Linked DNA regions of Homo sapiens: all the other regions are linked to region 2. Evidence: chromatin loops called from intact Hi-C (ENCODE). Cell type or tissue: psoas muscle. All regions are shown on one strand.

Region 1 (5,000 bases), 290 kb before region 2:
GATTTCATCTTGGGCCAGTCAGAATCCCCAAAGAAGCAGCTGCCAACCTTCTGCCTGGAGGGTCAAGGCCTGTCTGGCAGGGATCGGGCAGCCTCCAGGATGCGGTATTCACACAGCCCTCACTCTTCTGTAGAATCCCCATCCTCCTGGCTTCCCTCAGCCTAGACATCCTGCTCTGTCCGCCTCTGAGCATCAAGCTTGTCCTTCTTCACATTTACAGATCTAGAAGCGTGACAAGGCTGAAGGTGGTAAAGACAAGGACTTTCTCCATGATGTCCGTCCCCCTCTTCAGCCATGCCCATCTTTCCCAGAAGTCCCCAGGGCACTTCTCCTTGTGTGTCATTGGTCAGAGCTGGGTCACATACCCAAACCCGCACCAGTCACTGGCAAAGAAAAAGAGGAGGCACATTATTGGTTTCTACCAAATATGATGATTTCCCTTGGTATGGGCACCTTGATAAGGGAACAACATCAGGGTTTGTGTAGTGAAAGAGGAAGGGGTGTAAATGTGAGTAGGCCACCAAAAGAGGCCGCCTCTCAGCATATACAAGCAGTATTGATTTAAATCCCACTTGGGGTCTAGGGACTAAAGTTCTAAAGGCTTCTCGTCCCTTCAAGGACCCTGGGGCCTCTCAACTTTGAGCTTTACTAGAAGTGTTACCAGCGGAGGGTGTCCAGGTTCTTGGTGTTTTGAACAAAGAATTGAACAAAATGCACAAACAAAGCAAGGAAAGAATGAAGCAACAAAAGCAGCGATTTATTGAAAATGAATGTAGACACCCCAAGGTGGGAGTGGCCTGAGCATAGGGCCTCAAGAGCCCCTTTACAGAATTTTCTGGGGTTTAAATACCTGCTCTAGGTATTTAAAATCCTAGTTCTTTGGGAGGCTGAGGGAGAAGAATCCCTTGAGGCCAGGAGTTGGAGACCAGCCTAGGCAACATAGTAAGACCCCATCTCTACCAAGAACTTAAAAAAATTAGCTGGGAGGTCAGGTGCGGTTGTTCACAACCTGTAATCCTAGCACTTTGGGAGGCCGAGGCGGGTGGATTGCTTGAGCCCAGGAGTTCGAGACCAGTCTGAGCAACATGACGAAACCCCATCTCTACAAAAAATACCAAAATTAGCCAGGCATGGTGGCACATGCCTGTAATCCTAGCTACTTGGGAGGCTGAGGCAGAAGGATTGCTTGAACCTGGGAAGCAGAGGTTGCAGTGAGCTGTGATCACACCACTACACTCCAGCACTCCAGCCTGGGCAACAGAGCCAGACCTTGTCTCAAAAAAAAAAAAAAAAAAAAAAAATTAGCTGGGTATGGCAGCACACACCTATAGGCCCAACTACTTGGGAGGCGGAGGCAGGAGGATCACTTGAGCCCAGGAGTTTGAGGCTGCAGTGTGATATTGCACTGCACCCCAGCCTGGGCAACAGAGCGAGACTCTGTCTCTAAAACAATAAAAATGAAAATAGAGAAAAAGCATGAGGTTCCATGGACCCATCACCCAGCTTCAAACATTAACCACATAGCCAGTCTTATTTCATCTATGCCAGTTCCACCCAATATTGTTTTGAGGCAAATATCAGATTTTATATCATTTTGTTCATAAATATTTTAGTATGCAACTAAAAGATAAGAGATATAAATGTATGTATATATATGTAGTAATATATAACTACAATACCATTATTACATAAAAAGTGCAATCAGCCCTTAATATCATCAAATCACCTAATCAGTATTTAAATTTCCAGGCTTATAAACATCATAATACTTTTTTACAATTTGTTTCAGAATCCAAATAAGGTATACACAATCTATAAATCTTAAACTTCCGGGGAATTCTAGATTGAAACAAACCCAGAACAAAACTGGATTTCTCTAACCCTGCCTTATGTTATATAAAATTACAACAGCAGGAGGGTTGGGTTTTTTCCCTTATAAAAAAGTCTTTCCAATGCTGTGTCAGTCATTAGCTAGTTACTTCCACGGGTCCCAGATTTCTGGCCTCATAACTGGAAGCATTTGGCAATTTGGCTGCAGAACGATGTTGGCATGTGAGTCATCTCCCACCGAAGTCCACCCATGTGGCAGTGTTACCCTGAAAATGCCACTGGTCCTCAACAGCTCCTTGGAGGCCTAACGAAGTGAGAGGGTTCAGGTGCCAAAGAAGCCACCAGGGGGCTCCCGAGGAACTCGATGAACTTCGGCGTTCACTGAAAAGCCAATTAGGCTGCCTTCTCACAGCGCGGCTGTTGAGCCTTGGCGCCCCACTCCCTCAGGTTGGCTTCTTCAGCAGAGGGACCAGACCTCAGGGAGATGAGGTCTCTCATCTCATCATCCTCAGGGAGATGATCCCCGTGGCTGGCTGGCAAGGCCAAGGTTAGCTGTCCGTGGCCATCAGAGTGTGTGAAACGTTCAGCCTTCCCCTCCCCACCCACATTGGTCATCTTTGCAAACGCACTGGACAGCAAAGAGCATCCTCAGATGTGGCGCATCCCACGCTAATAAGGACCTTGTAGCCTGCGGTTGTTAATACTTTAATGAGTAAGTACACAAAGAGCTTTATTATAAGCGATGGAATGGACTTAATTAATCCATAACTGTAGACAGTTAATGCATAATTATACACCTAGAAAAAACACACATCCGAGAGCCTGGATCCTAGCATCTCTGTTTGGCCTTGCGAGTCTCTCCTCATCTCTAGGTCTCATCGCTGCAAATTGAGGGGGTTGGGCTGGAAACCACTGGCTGAGGTCTCTTCCTTCTCTGTTAGTTTTTGTTGAGGCCCTATGTTGGTGCATAGGGATATCCATCTATCTAGGGCTGCTGTGACAAAGTACCAAAAACTGGGTGGCTTGAAACAACAGACATGAATTATCTCACAGTTCTGGAGGCCAGAAGTCCAAAATCGAGGTGTCCCACGGGGCCATGCTTTCTCGGGCAGCTCCAGGGCAGACTCTGTCCTTACCTCCCCCGGTTTCTGGGGTTTGCCTTGGTGTTCCTGGGTTTGCACATGACTGTCTTCTCCCTGGGTCTTCACATCGTCTTCCCTGTGTGTATGCCTGTCTCCGTGACCAAACTTCTGCTTATTATAAGGACACCAGTCATACTGGATTAGAATCTCCATCCCCAGTGACCTCGTTGGACTTCATTATCTCTATAAAGACCCTGGCTCCAAATAAGGCCACATTCTGAGGGAATGGGAGTTAGGACTTCAACAGAGCTTTTGGGGGAGGGGATACAATTCAGTCCAAAACAGGGACTATGGTGAAGAATAGGTGATATTTGAAAGGCCCTATAATGACAGACCCATGAAGTATGCATGCTAGCGGGTCATACCACTGAGGTTCTAGGATAAAGTTACAAGTCTGCAAAGACGCCATAATAACACATAAACAATTCTGTCGTGGGAAAGTGCATACTGCATGTTGTAATTTTACAGAGAAAAGTGAAGAGCATAACCCAAATGAGCTTCATAACCCAAATTACATTAAATGCACGACATTTAATCATTTCCTGTGATCATTGATACAGACAATCAAATGGAGTTTAAACCAAAAAGAAATCCAGTTTCTGTTGTTGTTGTTGTTGTTGTTTGCTAAAATGGTACAACAGAAGTTTATTATTGTGCTACTAAAAATTTAGAGAACTCTCTTACATCATAAGAACTAAGAACTCTTTCACATATTAAATGCAAAGAAAATGTATATATTAAACTTTCACAAAATGAGATTCACACCCCTTCTCGGGAATACAAGCATTCATCACCTAGATAAGGCCACCTCATCTTTGCTCGTCATTACCAACAAGGCCCATCCATTCTTTTGTGTTTTAACCAGAACATTCATGGCCCAGCAGGTGCTGCTTCAGTTCCTGACATGGTTTCTCAATGAACAGCGTCAGGGCCAGCCCAGTGACGAAGGTCAGCACACGGTGTCCAGAGAAAAGATAGAACTGGAGAGAAAGTGGGCAGGGTGAACACAGTTTTACTCTGGGATTCCTATTGTGTTCAGATCTAAAGTGTACCATCCTAGCTCTATGAAATGCATCTGTAGGACAATCAGTGCTACATATTAAAAATAAAATAAATAAAATAAAAGATATTATCCTGTGCTGAAGCCCTCCCTCTTTCTGCCACAAATAAAGCAAAGAACAATGAAGCTCTTAAAAAAAAAAAAGACTTCCACGAAAGCAAATAGGTTGCCTTGTTGCTCAAGAAGAGAACAAGCTATGATACCATAACCTACCGTAACAGAACTAGGAGCTGCGTGCTAACTCACCATGTTGGTGTCAGTGTGGTGAATAAGTGTTTCCTGAAGGCCATTGTAAAGGATGATCAGAATCGGATGCACCAAGTAGCGAGCATAACTGATGCTGGACAGGAAACTCCAGATGTCCCAAGAAAGCACACGGTTCACCAGACCTGGAGGGAACAAGCACTGATGCATGAAGCCACAGCCTGTCTCTGGGCCAGTGAAGATGCCCATCATCCCATCGATGCTCCCATTGCATTCTGTGCCTAAGTCTGTGAACTTTTCCTAAGAAAGTCTTTATGCGTTATCATTTTAAGACAATGTACCAAACCAAAAACCACCTTTCTGTTGCAAGAATTATGATAACACAAGAGAGATACATGGTTTCAGCCCCTGAGCATAAAACATTGCATGTATAAAACAAGGTAAAAATTCCTCATATTCACCTGGGTTCTGGATCAAGATGCAGCCACAGGGGGGCGTTGGGATAAGGCATTTAACATTGCCAGGCCTCAAACTCTTCTGTCAGTGAGAGGCTTGCATTTGTAGGTGCCTTTCAGGACAAATATTCTGTAACTTGGTATATATTCTAGAACTGTGTTGTCCCAGACAATAGCCCCTAGCCACTTGTGGCTATTTAACTTAATTAAAATTAAATGCAATGAAAACTTCCTTTCTGAATAGGACTTATTGCTATCTCTAGTGAGTTGCATAGTGATCTTTCAAAAGATATGTCCACCCAGAACCTC
Region 2 (5,000 bases):
CCATGTTGGTCAGGCTGGTCTCGAACTCCTGACCTCAGGCGATCCGTCTGTCTCAGCTTCCCAAAGTGCTGGGATTACAGGCGTGAGCCTCCGCGCCTGGCATATATTTATTTATTTATTTATTTATTTATTTATTTATTTATTTAGAGATGGAGTTTCGCTCTGTTGCCCAGGCTGGAGTGCAGTGGGGTGACCTCAGCTCACTGCAACCTCTGCCTCCTGGGTTCAAGCGATTCTCAGCGATTCATTCCTTAGCCTCCTGAGTAGCTGGGACTACAGGTGTGTGCCACCACACCTGGCTAATTTTTGTATTTCTTTTTTTAATAGTAGAGACAGGGTTTCACCATGTTGGCTAGGCTGGTCTTGAATGTCTGACCTCAAGTGATCATCCTGCCTCAGCTTCCCAAAGTGCTGGGATTACAGGTGTGAGCCACTGCATCTGGCCCCAGTAGTGATATTTAAATGCCTTGATATGTAAAGGTTTGAGCTTCCAAATGGAGATCACGATTATTGTAAAAGTGACCACTTTTCTGACCATGCCCGATGAAAAAGATGTTAGCATATATTCTAAACGCCATTAAGTGTCTTAAAAAGAACATAAATGTCTTCTGGAGGGATATATTGATGTTTTTAGTAATTCTCATATTGCCACTTTCTTAGAGATCATTATTTCGACCTAGAAAATATCTTTTTTTTTTTTTTTTTTTTTTTTGAGATAGGGTCTGGCTCTGTTGTCTAGGCTGGAGTGCAGTGGCACAATCTCAGCTCACTGCAGCCTCCACCTCCTGGGATCAGTTGATCCGCCAGCCTTAGCCTCCTGAGTAGCTAGGACTACAGGTATGCACCACCGTGCCTGGCTAATTTTTGCATTTTTCGTAGAGACAGGATTTTGCCATGTTGCCCAGGCTGGTCTCGAACTCCTGGGCTCAAGCCATCCACCCAGCCTCGGCCTCTGTGGTGAGCTGCGTGCCCGGCCTGCAATGCTCTTAAATACACACTGGGGAGACTCAGTCACCCATTTCATGATGGCCCTTTTCATTATTGAATGCATCACCCACATAGAGGAACAATACCCAGGACCCAGCTTTCCACAAACACAGAGGAGGTGGGCTTTCCTGCACTGCTGTGATCTCAGGGCAATGGGAAGCTTCCCCATGAAGTGTCCTCTAGATCCAGGTAGTCTAACATGAACTGGGCCTGAAGTGCCAGTGTCGGAGGATGCTTCTTCTGAGGTCTTTGCTCTGTCTAGGGTCCTCTTTCCAAACGCACATGCCAATGAAGGAAATTTGGGGACCTCTTTCTGGAAAGCATTAACCGCTGCCTAGCTGGGCTTGGGGAGTCAGAGGGAGTGGGCTCCTAGGAAGAGCAACTCGGGTGTCGGGGCGAGAACAAGTGGGAGAGAGAATGGGGCAACAAGGAGAGGATAACTGAGGTCCCATTGTCCTTCCCAAGGTGTGTTTCTTTTTTTTTTTTTTAAGGCAAGGTCTCACTCTGTTGCCCAGGCTGGAGTACAGTGGTGTGACCTTGGCTCACTGCAGCCTTGACCTCCTGGGCTCAAGTGATTTTTCCACCTCAGCCTCCCATATAGCTGGGACCACAGGTGCATGCCACCATACCTGGCTAATTTTTTAAATATTTTTTTTGTAGAGATGAGGTTTTGCCATGTTGCCCAGGCTGGTCTCGAACTCCTGGACTCAAGTGATCCACCGGCCTCGGCCTCCCAAAGTGCTGGGATTACAGGAGGGAGCCACTGTGCCCAGCCAGTAAAATACTTTTAATTTGATATTTGTTTCACGGTCTCTGTTGGGCTTTCTGGCTCCTCCCTGCTAATTTTTGGCTAGAAATGGAGAAGAGGGATGGTGGCAAGAGGAGGGTGTGTGCGTGAGTGGCAGAGGGTGAAGGAGAGTGAGCTGGTTGTTGGGCTGAGTGGTAGTGGGTGGATGAGAAGGAAGCTGTCTCCCAGCTTCGACACAGGGTTGTGCACACAAGAGGCCACATGCCACACCATATACCATGCACACCACCTCACACACGCACACTGAATCACACACACCATATACACACCCCTTACCCCATGCCACACACATACAACATCACACGCACACATCATGCACATAATCACACACCACGCACATACACACCACACACACTACACTGCACATTATACACACACCACCACCAAGGCATACACACACACAGGCACATGCCACACACAGCCTTTAGCCTTTCGAGAGAATAACACTGCCACCTGGTGGCTATTCACGTGCAAAGGCCCCGCTGAGTCTCGAGCATCAGTAACACAAGTTGTGTTACTCTGTACTTAGTGACTCTGGTTCCCACAGTCGAAAGTCTGCTCTTTTGACTCTTTGACTCTGCTCCCTCATGTCCTTTTCTCTGAAAATGAGCCAAACCATAAATGTACTTCTGAGGAGTGTTCGACAGTGTTCCCGGGAAACTCTGGGTGAGACAGAGAGCACTCCGATAACATCTCCCAAACGCGCTCCTGGTGCTCAGGGCCTTCAAACCCAGACAACTGGGCTTCTTTCGGAAAGAAGCTGTGGACTTGAGGAGGCAGAGAATAGCCAAAGAAAGGGCTTGATTTCAGGAGCTGATTCCAGCCTCTGTCAATACTGTGCATGTTTTAGCTACAACGACGGAAGAGCAGAGAACCCTGCATTATCAATATCAATTTCTGCTTCCCTGACCCATGCTTGGTATCTCCAGTAACGGCTCATTTCACTTTGCGATAATTAAAAGAAATGCCATCCATTTGCATTTTGAGTTCCTGCCCTGGGCCAGGCACAGTGCCTGGGAGTTCTGTCCGCTCCATCCACTGCTGGTGGCCTCAGTCCTCCCAGAAGGTGCAAAAACAAGTGTGCTCCTTGCTTTTTCTTTTTTTGAGACAGGCTCTCTCTCTGTCACCCAGGCTGGAGTGCAGTGGCACAATCATGGCTCACTGCAGCCTTGACCTTTTGTGCCCAAGTGATCCTGTTGCCTCAGAGCTAGGACTACAGGTGTGAGCCACCACATCTGGCTAATTTTTAAATGTTTTGTAGAGGCCGGGCGCGGTGGCTCACACCTGTAATCCCAGCACTTTGGGAGGCTGAGGCAGTTGGATTGCCTGAGGTCAGGAGTTCGAGACTAGGCTGGCCAACATGGTGAAACCCCTTCTCTACTAAAAATACAAAAAATTAGCCGGGCATGGTGGCACATATCTGTAATCCCAGCTACTTAGGAGGCTGAGGGAGGATAATTGCTTGAACCTGGGAGGTGGAGGTTGCAGTGAGCCAAGATCGTGCCACTGCACCCCAGCCTGGGCAACAGAGCAAGACTCTGTCTCAAAAAAAACAAAAAAAGTTTTGTAGAGACTGGGGTTGGAGGGAGGTCTCCTTATACTGCCCAGGCTGGTCTCGAACTTCTGGGTTCAAGCAATCCTCCTGCCTTGGCCTCCCAAAGTGCTGGGATTATGGGTGTGGGCCACTGTGCCTCGCCTGCTTTCTTTTTCAACCAGTGACTCAGGAAGTCCAGGGCACAGGTGATCTTTATCTCCCTACATCGATGCAGCAACAGGGTTCAGCTGAATGAGATCCTATGCATAAGGATATGGTTTAGATTTGTGTCTCCACCCAAATCTCATGTTGAGTTGGAGGAGGGGCCTGGTGGGAGGCGATTGGATCATGAGAACGGATTTCCCCCTTGCTGTTCTCGTGATAGTGAGTGAATTCTCACGAGATCTGACGGTTTAAAAGGGTGTGGCACCTCTCCCTTTCTTCTTTCTACTGCTCCGCCATTGTGAGGGCGTGCTTGCGTCTCCTTCGCCTTCTGCCATAATTGTAAGTTTCCTGAGGCCTCTCAGCCATGCTTCCTGTACAGCCTGTGGAACTGTAAGTCTATTAAACCTCTTTTGTTCATAAATTACCCAGTGTCAGGTAGTTCTTCATAGCAGTGTGAGAACGGACTAACGCACATACTGAGCATAACTCACTGCCTATCACATCATATGTGTTCCTAATGGTAGCTGCTTATGCATATAAGTAATAACGATGCTTGGGAGCAATGTACATTTTCAAGTGCCTTGGAATTTTATAAGGACTCATTATAAGGCATCAGAATTTTCAGCTATAAGAATTTTTATTTATGAGGAAGTTTAAGTTCTTTCCAAATACTAACCCATGAGTCTTTGCAAAATCCCCTGGAAGTGACTGACCAGAAAGGGAACGCTGGCCGACCATTAATCTGAGTAATAGAGTTAGGACAAGGTACAGGCAGTTCTTCAAAGCCTCCCTCAAAGTCTGGAGCAATAAAACTGTTGTAAACAATTTGGTATTGAACTGTATGTTCTAGGTAAAGGCGGACTTATTTGCCTCAACACCGGCAAGGAATACAGTTGTGAAAAATGACTCAGGATTAGTCCACGAGCAGGGTGACAGGGAGGACTGGAGGGCTCACATCGTCCCTTCTTTTCCTCCCCAGTATTTGAATATAGGTGAAATCAAGTCAATGTGAGGATTAGAGGAGGATGTAGGATAGGAGTGTGGAAAGCGACATCGGGTGGGCTTTCAGGGCCTTGGAGAGGCAGGTGGGTTCTTGTGCCTGTGTCAGTCGTGGTGGTGAAGAGTTAAGTGCAGCTCTCTGAAGCTGAGTTGCTTCCCCCTAAGCTGCCTGTGAAGCTGGAAACTAGGCTGTTTACCTCTTATTTCTCCTGGGTCAGAACTCTAAGCACTTTCTGTTGGAGACATTTCTTTTTTTTTTTTTTTTTTTTTTTTTTTGAGATGGAGTCTCACTCTGTTGCCCAGGCTGGAGTGCAGTGGCGCAATCTCGGCTTACTGCAAGCTCAGCCTCCCGGGTTCACACCATTCTTCTGCCTCAGCCTCCCTAGTAGCTGGGACTACAGGCACCCGCTACCATGCCTGGCTAATTTTTTGTATTTTTAGTAGAGACAGGGTTTCACCTTGTTGGCCAGGATGGTCTCGATCTCTTGACCTCGTGATCCATCCGCC
Region 3 (5,000 bases), 210 kb before region 2:
ACTTTATTCAAGTAACTATTAAAAAGGAAAGGGCATTCGGGCTCCCATCACTTGGCAATGGGTTTGAGAAAACAAGGATCAGTTTTGACTGTCCAGAATAAGGATCAAAGGGGAAAATATAACTAATACCCACTGCTCTCAGGCCGCAAAAGGAAGAATGCCTCTTGCAATGAGAGGAAATGGCAGTTTCAGATTAGAAAGCAAGCAGAGAGTTCATGGAAAATCTTAGAACATTCTTCCAGGGGATGGCAGACACTTAGCACATAAGCATATCATGTCAGGCAGTGATAAGTGCCAGGGAGAAAAATAATGGGAAGCGGAGATGGAGAGTGGCAAAGCAGGTGTGTGCTCAGTGGGGTGGGCACATTTCAGTAAGGGAATTGGGGAAGGCTCTCCAGGCGGGGGACTTCTGCATGGACCGGATGTGAAACATGTGAAAAACCCTCATGAGAACTGGGGAAAGAGCATTCCACGAGAAGGAAGAGCATGTGCCAAGGTCCTGTAACAGGAATATGAATCGTGGATAGGAACGAAAAGGAGTGACATGGGAGTAGGGGGAAGTGATAGGAGGTGAGGTTAGATATGGTGACGGGAGCAGGGAGGTCTTCCGGGGCTGGTCTTATAGCAATTGAAAGGCACTCGCTTCCATTTATTTTGGTCTCTTCTGAAACAACAGAGACTGGCATGTTGTTTAGCTGGTGTCTTATTCAGAGGGAACCAAGAGTCTAAACTTTAGGTTCTCCCCATGATGTTGGCACTGCTTGTGTCCAAGACATTCAGTAGTTCCTTAAAGACAAACTGACTTCCCTCACCTTGACAAACAGTTCACAAGTCTACTCTCAATTCAGAGTCACCACGGCCATTGCCACTATGCTGCCATCACGCCACCAGACAAATGGTGTTGAACTGGCCCGCTCCTTTGTATCACCTACTGAAGAGTCGAGCAGGAGCATAGTTTTGGTCATCCCGTGCCTGAAGTTAGGCTGCTGGGAGTCAGGGTGAGTGACCTTCTGGATTCTGCAGTGGGAGGTAAGATCTATCTCTTGCCAAGATTCATACAATGGCAGGTACCCCCAACACTGGAAAGGGAAGTTCAGGTGCTGAACTGGCAAAGTAGAGACATTCATTACTCCTGCTTACAGATGCATCTGTTTCCACCTTGGAAAGGGTGGAAGATGTTGCTCTACTTCCCGTTAACTCTTGTCAACATCACACCATCCTCTCTGATCAGCGGACCTGTGCCTACCTTGTTCTTTTTTAAAAAACAAATAGCATTTGTTCTCCAAAAATAACCAATCCAATTAAGCATGACATGACCTGAAGGTCAGGAAATGACTCATGGACTCAGGGGCGAAACCCACACTTTCTGGAACTGAGTTGGACTTGGAGGTGTGCTATGGTGGACTCTAATTATAGAACTCCCCCGGGTGAAAACATGGTCTTGCCAAGGATTGTATTTGCAAATAGATCTGCCATGGTCATGTAATGTACAGTTCTAACTATAAGAAAAGCTCAAGGATAAAGCAGCTTGCAATAAAATAGCACAGCAAATTTAATAATCAGTTCCCTTAAATACTGGGAAACATTATAAATAGCGCTACGTGATGAGTCAGAACTAACCTCATAAATTGAATTTAGAAACTGGTAAGGAATATCTTCTGGGAAATGTGATTCTGTTTCCTTGCATAAAAATAACCACTAGGGAAAAGGTATAATTCCAGGAGAAACCTGGCAAGGTAATTAGAAAGGGTAAATGTAGAATCTGAAGTACCGTATTCCATTGGAGAGCCTGCCTGTAGGGGACAAAATGCATGTTGACAAAACAGGCATAGAACACGCACTCCTGAAAGTGCATGCCACGTGTCAGTGATCATTATAACCTCCCACTCGGAAACCCAGATCCTTCATCCACCCTTCTTTGTCCTGTTTTGTGCCCAACACACGGACATCTATAGACTATTACTGTGGCTGCCTTGTCATCTAGCTTGTATTTAGCTTTGGCAGGTGGGAGGTGCGGGCAGGAAATCTTTGAGTGTGATGAGAGGGCCTCCTGGTGATTCCGCTCCCCACACCTTCCTGGCTTCACTGTGGCTCTGGCAGTGGCTCTTCCTGAGTGCCCTTTTCCCACAGCTCCAGCTTCCACCCCTACTCAGGCTTCTCAGGCCTTGTTCCAGCACACAGCTCTGTGTATAGTCCCTTCCTTAATTTCTTGAAAGTTAAACCTTTTGCAGTGTGCTGCACTGCATTCTGCTGGGACCTTAATTGAAACAGGATCTAGGGTACCCCCAAATCTAGATTTCCAAAGAAGGCAGCAAATATAAATGAGCAAATGCCTAGAAAAATGTAGGCTAAGATCATTAAAGTTTTATCCAATGTATTGAATCGTTACTAAAACATTCAAAATCCATTGGGACTGTGAAGAAAAAATGGATGTGAAAAGAAAATACTCTGAAAAGACTGAGAGTAGCCTAGTCTCAAATTCAGCCTTATACTCAAACCATGTGAACTGAGGCTGGGCTGTTCAGAATGGGTTGATTGGGGGTAACAGTGACTATAGAATGACAACTGGCTACTCCAGAAACTTCTAGTAGCATGAAGAGAGACTTTTCACAGAAATATGGGCATTTCTTGCTATAAATTTCCCTCTTGGAATGGCTTCTGCTGCATCCCATAGGTGTTTGGTACATAGTTGCTATTTGTCTCAAGATTTTTTTGATTTTCTTTTTTATTTCTTCTTTGACCCATGTTGTTTAATTTCTACTTATTTGTGAATTTTCCAAGATTTCTCCTGTTACTGATTTCAAGTTTCACACCATTGTGGTCAGAAAAGATACTTAAGGTAATTTTGATCCCCTGAAATTTGTTTAGATTTGTATTGCAGCCAAACATATGATCCATCCTGGAGAAAGTTCTGTGTGTACTTGAGAAAAATGTGTATCCTGTTGCTGTTGGATGGGATGTTCTGTATATGTCTGTCAGGTCATAAAGTGTAGTTCAAGTCCAATGTTTCCTTATTAATTTTCTGTCTGGATGGTAATCCATTATTGAAAGTGGGGTATTGATGTCCCCTACTATTATTGTATTATAGTTTCTATCTCCCTTCAGATCTATTAATATTTGCTTTATATATTTAGGTGCTTCATTCAATGTTGGATACATTTATAATTATTGTATCCTCTTGATGAATTGACCCTTTCATTGTTATATAATGTCCTTTGTCTCTTTTATTGCTTCTGACTTAAAGTTGCTTTGTCTGATGTAGGTATAGCTACCCTCTGCTCTCTTCTGGTTCCATTTGCATACAGTATCTTCTCATTCCTTCATTTTCAGTCTATGTGCATCCTTAAGAGAGTTGAGTCTCTTGTAGGCAGCATACAGTCGGGTACTTAGGTCTTTTTTTTAATCCATTCAGCCACTCTGTCCTCATATTAGAAAATTTAACCCATTTACATTCAAAGTAACTACTGACAGGTGAGAACTTATTACTGCCATTTTGTAATTTGTTTTCTGGTTGTTGGGGATGTATTTTGTTTCTCCCTGTCTTGCTGGATGGTTTGTGGTTTGACTGCTGTAGTGGGATGTTATGAATAATCCTTTCTATTTATGTTCTGTGCATCTACTATAGATTGTTTTCTGGTTATCATGATCTTTATAAAGAAAGACATTCACATTGTCATATTCCAAAGGCTTACAGCTAACTCGGTAAGGGTGTGAGATTCATAACTGAGAAAAGAAAAACAAAAATTGTCAAAGAAAACAAGAAGTTTCAAGGATGCATTTAAGCAGAGTGAGTTACACCTCTTGAGTAGGAGCCAAGTTTTTAAGGTAATTAAGGGTAGGTTCTTTGTTTAGAAGATGTATGTTAAAATTAAGAGCTACAATCTGGAATCCTTACAGCATCTGATATTTGCAAAGCGTGTGTGTGTGCGTGTGTGTGCATGCGTGTGTGTGTAAATTGCACAAATAGCATCCTACATTTGGCACATTACTTTTTATTTTCAGACTATCCTTTGGGATAGATGAAGGGTTCCTCTGAGTCATATTTTATAAATTTCTTGGCTGCCCAAAAATTTCAAGAGGAAATTTCACTGTTGGTCAAAGATCCTAGGATGGAAACTCACTAGCCTGCTGACACTGGTGAGGCATGCCCACCAGAGCTTCAGGGTAGAACAGCTGTTCTTTGGACTACTTGCTGTGGTAGGAGTAAGGAATTTGCAGAAAACGTGCTTGGGAGGAAGGAAGTGGTCTTTGCCATGCAGTGTAAGCCTACATTTTCCTTTTTCTCATTTTGCAAGTAACGTTTTGCTGGCATTCTTTTGTATGCATTTGTTACTCAGCTATTGATATATCACCCAAACACATAAAAACAAAAGCATAATTTGTATGTATACCTGAAACTTAAGATCATCTTCCTGGTAATCAACTCTTAATTTTTACATATATATAAAGTATGTATTATATATGTATTATATATTTTATGTATGTATTATATATTTTATATATGTATTATATATTACATATGTATTATATATATATGTACTATATATTATATATATATAAAATTTTCTTTTTTGGAGATAGAGCCTTGCTCTGTCATCCAGGCTGAAGTGCAGTGGCACCATCTCAGCTCACTGCAACCTCTGCCTCCTGGGTTTAAGCCTCCTGAGTAGCTGGGACTAGAGGTGGGTGCCACCATGCCTGGCTCATTTGCATTTTCAGTAGAGACAGGATTTCACCATGTTGGGCAGGCTGGTCTCGAACTCCTGATCTCAGGTGATCCACCTGCCTTGGCCTCCCAAAGTGCTGGGATTATAGGTGTGAGCCACCATTCCCGGCCTACTTCCATATTTTTAAGTAACCTAAACCTTGAGAAAAAATGTAAGGAATCACATAAGCTTGAACTTTCAGATCAGACTTTCTCTGTATTCCACATTAAGAAACCCTCTGGAAACTGTTTCTGAAATGCTACTTACAACCGAAGCCTCTTTCCAAGCCTACTC
Region 4 (5,000 bases), 150 kb before region 2:
TGAAAGAGGAAGATTATGTAAAACAAAAGTAGATGGGTAATTAATGAAACTGAAGGACCTACCACACCATAAACTATAAACAGAAGATTTTCCCATGAAGGATAGAAAGATGGTGTTTAAAGAGCAAAAGAACCAGGAAGGACAAAAAGGAATACAGAGAAAAGCAATAATTACCTAAAGTCACTTGGAGTGAGAGGAAGGTTTAATGTACAGCAAATAAAAAGGAAGTATCTAAAATAAAGATGGAATTTTTTGAAGCAAGAGGAAGTGGCTATGACTCAATCCAGAGAACACCATGGAGACCAAGGGAAACCCTCCTTAATGTAAGAAACGAAAGCAGGGTATTTTAAAAAGTCATAAAACATCTGCTTACAGGAAGAAGAGGCATTTCAGGGGGCAACAGAGGCCAATGGGGGATGTAAATAAGACAAAGAAAGGCAGACTTCAAACGGCTCATGCAGTATCTTAATGCTATGAAAAATCCTGTCTACTAAGAAATACGTAATATCCTGAAGTCCTATTCTGGATAGCAATAAAGTTTCTTTATTTTTTGAATTAAAAAAAATATTTACAGTATAAAATCCTATAACCATTCCCCTTTCTAGATATACAGTCCAGTGTATCAAGAGGCAGGAAAATTCAGAAAAAATATTTGACTTTTATCAATATATAACTTTTACCAAGTTAACCAGGAGCCAGGGATGACCCATCAGTATTTGGGAGATGTAATATGAGCAAGAGGAGAGACAGCAAGGCACACTGCACCAAGACGAGACAAAGTAAGGCGTGGGAACCATGCTGCTACATTAGACTCATCTGGCTAAAGAAAAGACACATTGAAAATGAGTAACTATAGAGCCAAAGGGAGCAAAAAACATGACAAGGCCACGGGGCTACTAAGCCCCACTTAAACATGAACCTGGACCCTCATATGAAGCAGCAGAGGAAAAGAATTACGTTTAAAATTGCTCCTCTCTTCTAAAGGAGCAGTCAACATGAACTAAACTTCACAACACATCGTTGTTTACCAGCCCCATATAGCCTCAAGTCCAGGGAGAAAAAAATCTACACTTAACACAAAATTTTTGGTTAACAACTTGAAATCTACAATTTGAAATACCGAATTTGAACAACTCTGTGAGTAGGGCAAAAGAACAGAAGAGCAAGGATGGTCTTTTCCCAAGTGAGTTGATTACTTTCAGCCTGCATGTGGAGCTTCTGTTTTAATTTAGGAAAGATATCAGCAATAGCTAAAATTGAAGAAGTCATATTTCCTTTAATCATATCAACTTTCATTCTATTAGAAAAACTAAACATTTGAGAAAAATTTGACATTAGTGCAAAGAAGAGCACTTGGGAAGTGCTGCAGAGCTGCTTTCTATTATTAAACACATAATCCATTAATAATAGTTTCAAAACGTGATGGCAAGAACGAAAGTATTATTCTGCATGGACTTTGCAGATCTGGGGCACCTTTGATTATCCTGTTTTGCTCAGTAACATCCCAGTGGAGCTGGAGGCAGACAATGCACCAATTTTACTGACAGAGGCACCATGGCACAGAAAGAATACGTGAATTACCACATAATTAGTTACTGGCAGAAGTCGTACAAGAAAACTGGTTTCTTGATTTCCAAGCCAAAGGTTTCCACCAGGCTAGATCTCAATCCATAAAACATTTGTGCATTACAAGTTTGGAGGCATGAGATAAAATGTGAAGTTAAGTCTCATAGCTTAGTGTTGTTTAATGCAAAACTGGGCAGAACCACCTAGGAACTGATGATACCAGAACCTAAACTTAAATAAAACCATCAAATCATGCCAACTGGACTTCATTTTTATTCAACATAATTTATTACAGGTGAAAAAAAAAATCACTGCATATTAACAATCTAACAAAGTTACCAGGTAAGCAAATACTTAATGTTAAGATAAACATATAATACAGTAATACCTCTATTAACAAAGACACTGTGTATCAGTGACATGTTTTCCTTGGTGGAATCTTCTTAGTGAAAATATAAAAGGCACAGGAAGGTCATAAGATGGAGAGAAAAGTTCATATATATAATCATTCAACACTAGCTAACATTAGATTTGCCAGATGTTGTACAATGCACATCTGAGAATCCTGAGGGACAGTAAAAGGGACTACAGTGAAGATATGCAGAAGAGACAAGGGAGGAATGAGAGAACTCGAAGGGGGAGAGGGAGGAGGAGGAAGGGGGGAAGAGGGGGGAGAAGGGAGAAGGAGGAAATGGGGAGGAGGGAGAAGGGGAGAGGGAGGAGGAGTGGGGGAGGAGGGAGAGGGGGGAGGAGGGAGAGGGGAGAGGAGGGAGAGGGGAGAGGAGGGAGAGGGAGAGGAGGGAGAGGGGAGAGGAGGGAGAGGGAGGAGGAAGGGAGGAGGAGTAAGGGGGAGGAGGGAGAGGGAAGGAGAAGGGGAGAGAAGGGAGGGGGAGAGGGAGGAGGAGAAAGGGAGGAGGGAGAGAAGGAGAGGGGAGGAGAAGGAGAGGGGAGGAGGAGGAGAGGGGAGGAGGAGGAGTGGGGAGGAGGAGGAGTGGGGAGGAGGAGGAGTGGGGAGGAGGAGGAGTGGGGAGGAGGAGGAGTGGGGAGGAGGAGGAGTGGGGAGGAGGAGAAGGTTATTTGGAGTGCAAGGCTGGAACATACACCCCATCTTTCAATGTGGACCAAATAAAAGTAAAAGACCATCGCACTATTTCTGTTTTCATTAGAGAAGGGGAAATATTAAGAGGTGCGGAATGTATAGTTTTCTTGCAGGGGTTAAAATGCAAAGAGTATGATAACAAAAGTCTGCTACAAAGGGTACAGTCAAAGCTGACAGTCAAAGCCACACCTGCACACATGCAAGAGTGTGCCTAAAAGGACAGGCCCCATGACCCTCCACTTTGTGCGGACCAGCAGGGCCAATATTACATTAAGAGGATTCAAACAGATGGACTCTACAAACGAGCTAGGTTCCCAGAGGATCTGTTAATCGAGGTATCACCGTATGACCCAGAAAACTGTGTGTGCAAACCACTCAAAATGCTGTGCGGTTGTAAGTGAACGAGTTTTACTTGCACATAAGTGAATGATATACTGACCGAAAACCAACTCTCCTCGTGTAGTGCAGACAGTTCTTGGTGACGTGGGTCTGGAAGTGCACCGACCTGCAGATGGCCCCACACTCAGGGCAGGTGTAGGGAGATTTGTGCTGATGGATTCTCTGGTGTGATGCATAACTGCACTGGTTAGGAAGCAGCATCTGGCAGATAGTGCAAGTCTTCTAAACAAACCAAAGGGGGAAACAGGGTTGGTCCTACTAAGTACTTTCTAATATGCAAAGAACCTTGGTTAAACCTCCAGATAATTATACATCCTTCATTTCAAACACTACAGTAATTGATTCTAAGCCCAAGGGAAAAGCCAACTTGAAAGTTACATGTCCAGCGTACAATTCTCTATCCTGTAAAATCACAGTATGTGCTATCTAGTCAGGCTCGTCTCAAAGTATGAGCTAAAAACACCTGTTTCAGCAGAGTTCCAATTCCATTACTTTTGCATTTTGCTTAGGGCAAAGAGGTATTCTTACAAATTTATGTGAGCAAAAGACTTTAATATATAGTAACAAGTTTATAGGCATACACATCTTGACAGTAGTCACAGTCCTCACAATTCATAAAAAGCTTTCTCCAAAATAATAAAAATTAATTAGAAGCTAATCCAATTGTTCACCAACCAGTTATTTGAAATCTGAAATACAGGAGTGCAAAAGAATGGCTACAGCAATTATTTGTTCTTTTTGCACTAAAATTGGCCTTTAAATGGATGATCTGGCCATGATATAATTTATAATTAAAACCAAGGAACTCAAGTTCAAGTATACAAATTTAGACATTAAATTAAAATTTTATAGAGCTTAAAATCTGATTATGTATAAAATAAAATTAAGGGTGAAATCCTCTTTGGAAAAGGCTCTATATCAGTAACTATCCAGGAAAACCCAAAACACTGTTTTTCATCCTCTTAAGATATAGGCACTAAACATGGTATATTTTTAAAAACACAAAACCAAAAAAACTTAAAGTAAACATAAACTGAGGACTTATTACTTCCACCCCAAAAATAAACCTCACATAGCATATGACATAAACTGTGTTTAAATACTTTCAGACATTCGTGCAAACACAAATTATCTACCATCTTCTAAAATGTACAATTTGTATTAAAGCCAAAGAAAGTCTCAAAATATAGATTCTTGCTAAGATTTAAAGCATTTGTTTATATTGACAACAGTTAAGAAATTTTAAAAAGACTTTTTTTATTCTTCTTGTTTTTGAAGCACGCCCAAAAATTAAGGTTTAAACTTCCGAGTGACTTAGACTAAGAAAAATAGGAAACTCACTTGAAAATTCTTTCTTGATTTTCTCCTGAAAGGACTAAAATACAAATTTTATCCCAAAAAATGTTTATTATAATCACAAAATAAGAACATTACAGGTAGCTTTAATGAAGTTAGCATCATTAAAAAAATAGCACCCCTTTTCTCATAACACATATTTCAAAGGTTAGAACAAGCCACAGCAAGGAAAACCAGTCAACAGATTCATTAATAACAGATCCTGTTAACATCTACATTACCACAGGTAACCATTTGTTTCTGTGAACTAAAGTCTTCTATCTACCTTCACACAGTCCCAGGCAGGGAATTATGATGTCTGAACTTCCACAGGCATCTTAAAATGTCTTGCACTTACTTGGGAATAAAGTTAGCATTTTCTATACTAAAAGAAGTCAAAAAACATTTATATATATATATACACACACACATTTATATACATACATACATATATACATACACACGTACATGCATGTGTGTGTATATACATATTATATTAAAATATATAGATTGGTCCCATCCTACCATGAGTCAAATGGTAAGCTAGGTATTTTAAATACATTAAGTAAATTGAAGTACATCATCTCATTTAATTCTCATA

The links. Hi-C counts contacts between places; a loop is a spot of excess contacts. Peaks named below come from ENCODE experiments on the same cell type or tissue, not always from the same donor. Only the 100,000 strongest peaks of a DNase experiment are listed, where the experiment ranks them.
Region 1: a loop joins it to region 2, with 5 times the contacts of the local background. A loop is called at or near these places in 83 of 110 quality-filtered maps.
Region 3: a loop joins it to region 2, with 4 times the contacts of the local background. A loop is called at or near these places in 22 of 110 quality-filtered maps.
Region 4: it touches region 2 in a loop (2.5-fold over the local background); 7 of 110 quality-filtered maps call a loop at or near these places.

The regions. Positions count from the first base shown.
Region 1 is chr18:59,067,793-59,072,792 of GRCh38, reverse strand. It overlaps the pseudogene OACYLP. Among named protein-coding and RNA genes, the nearest start is that of SEC11C, 70 kb to the left of the region's middle. In psoas muscle, CTCF peaks have their summits at 2,172 (motif pointing right) and 4,720 (motif pointing right); a DNase peak (open chromatin) is centred at 2,192.
Region 2 is chr18:58,778,991-58,783,990 of GRCh38, reverse strand. LOC105372146 (a long non-coding RNA gene) reads left to right here and starts at 3,773. Exons shown (of 4, transcript XR_935537.3): 1 at 3,773-3,833. RefSeq lists enhancers at 417-1,178, 1,179-1,941. In psoas muscle, a CTCF peak has its summit at 2,250 (motif pointing left); a DNase peak (open chromatin) is centred at 2,230.
Region 3 is chr18:58,987,945-58,992,944 of GRCh38, reverse strand. No RefSeq gene overlaps it. Among named protein-coding and RNA genes, the nearest start is that of ZNF532, 130 kb to the right of the region's middle. In psoas muscle, a CTCF peak has its summit at 1,722; a DNase peak (open chromatin) is centred at 2,064; H3K27ac peaks cover 4,167 bases.
Region 4 is chr18:58,932,719-58,937,718 of GRCh38, reverse strand. ZNF532 (zinc finger protein 532) reads right to left here. Exons shown (of 10, transcript NM_001375912.1): 4 at 3,105-3,286. Among named protein-coding and RNA genes, the nearest start is that of ZNF532, 70 kb to the right of the region's middle. In psoas muscle, no CTCF peak of the experiment used is centred here; no DNase peak of the experiment used is centred here; H3K27ac peaks cover 1,094 bases.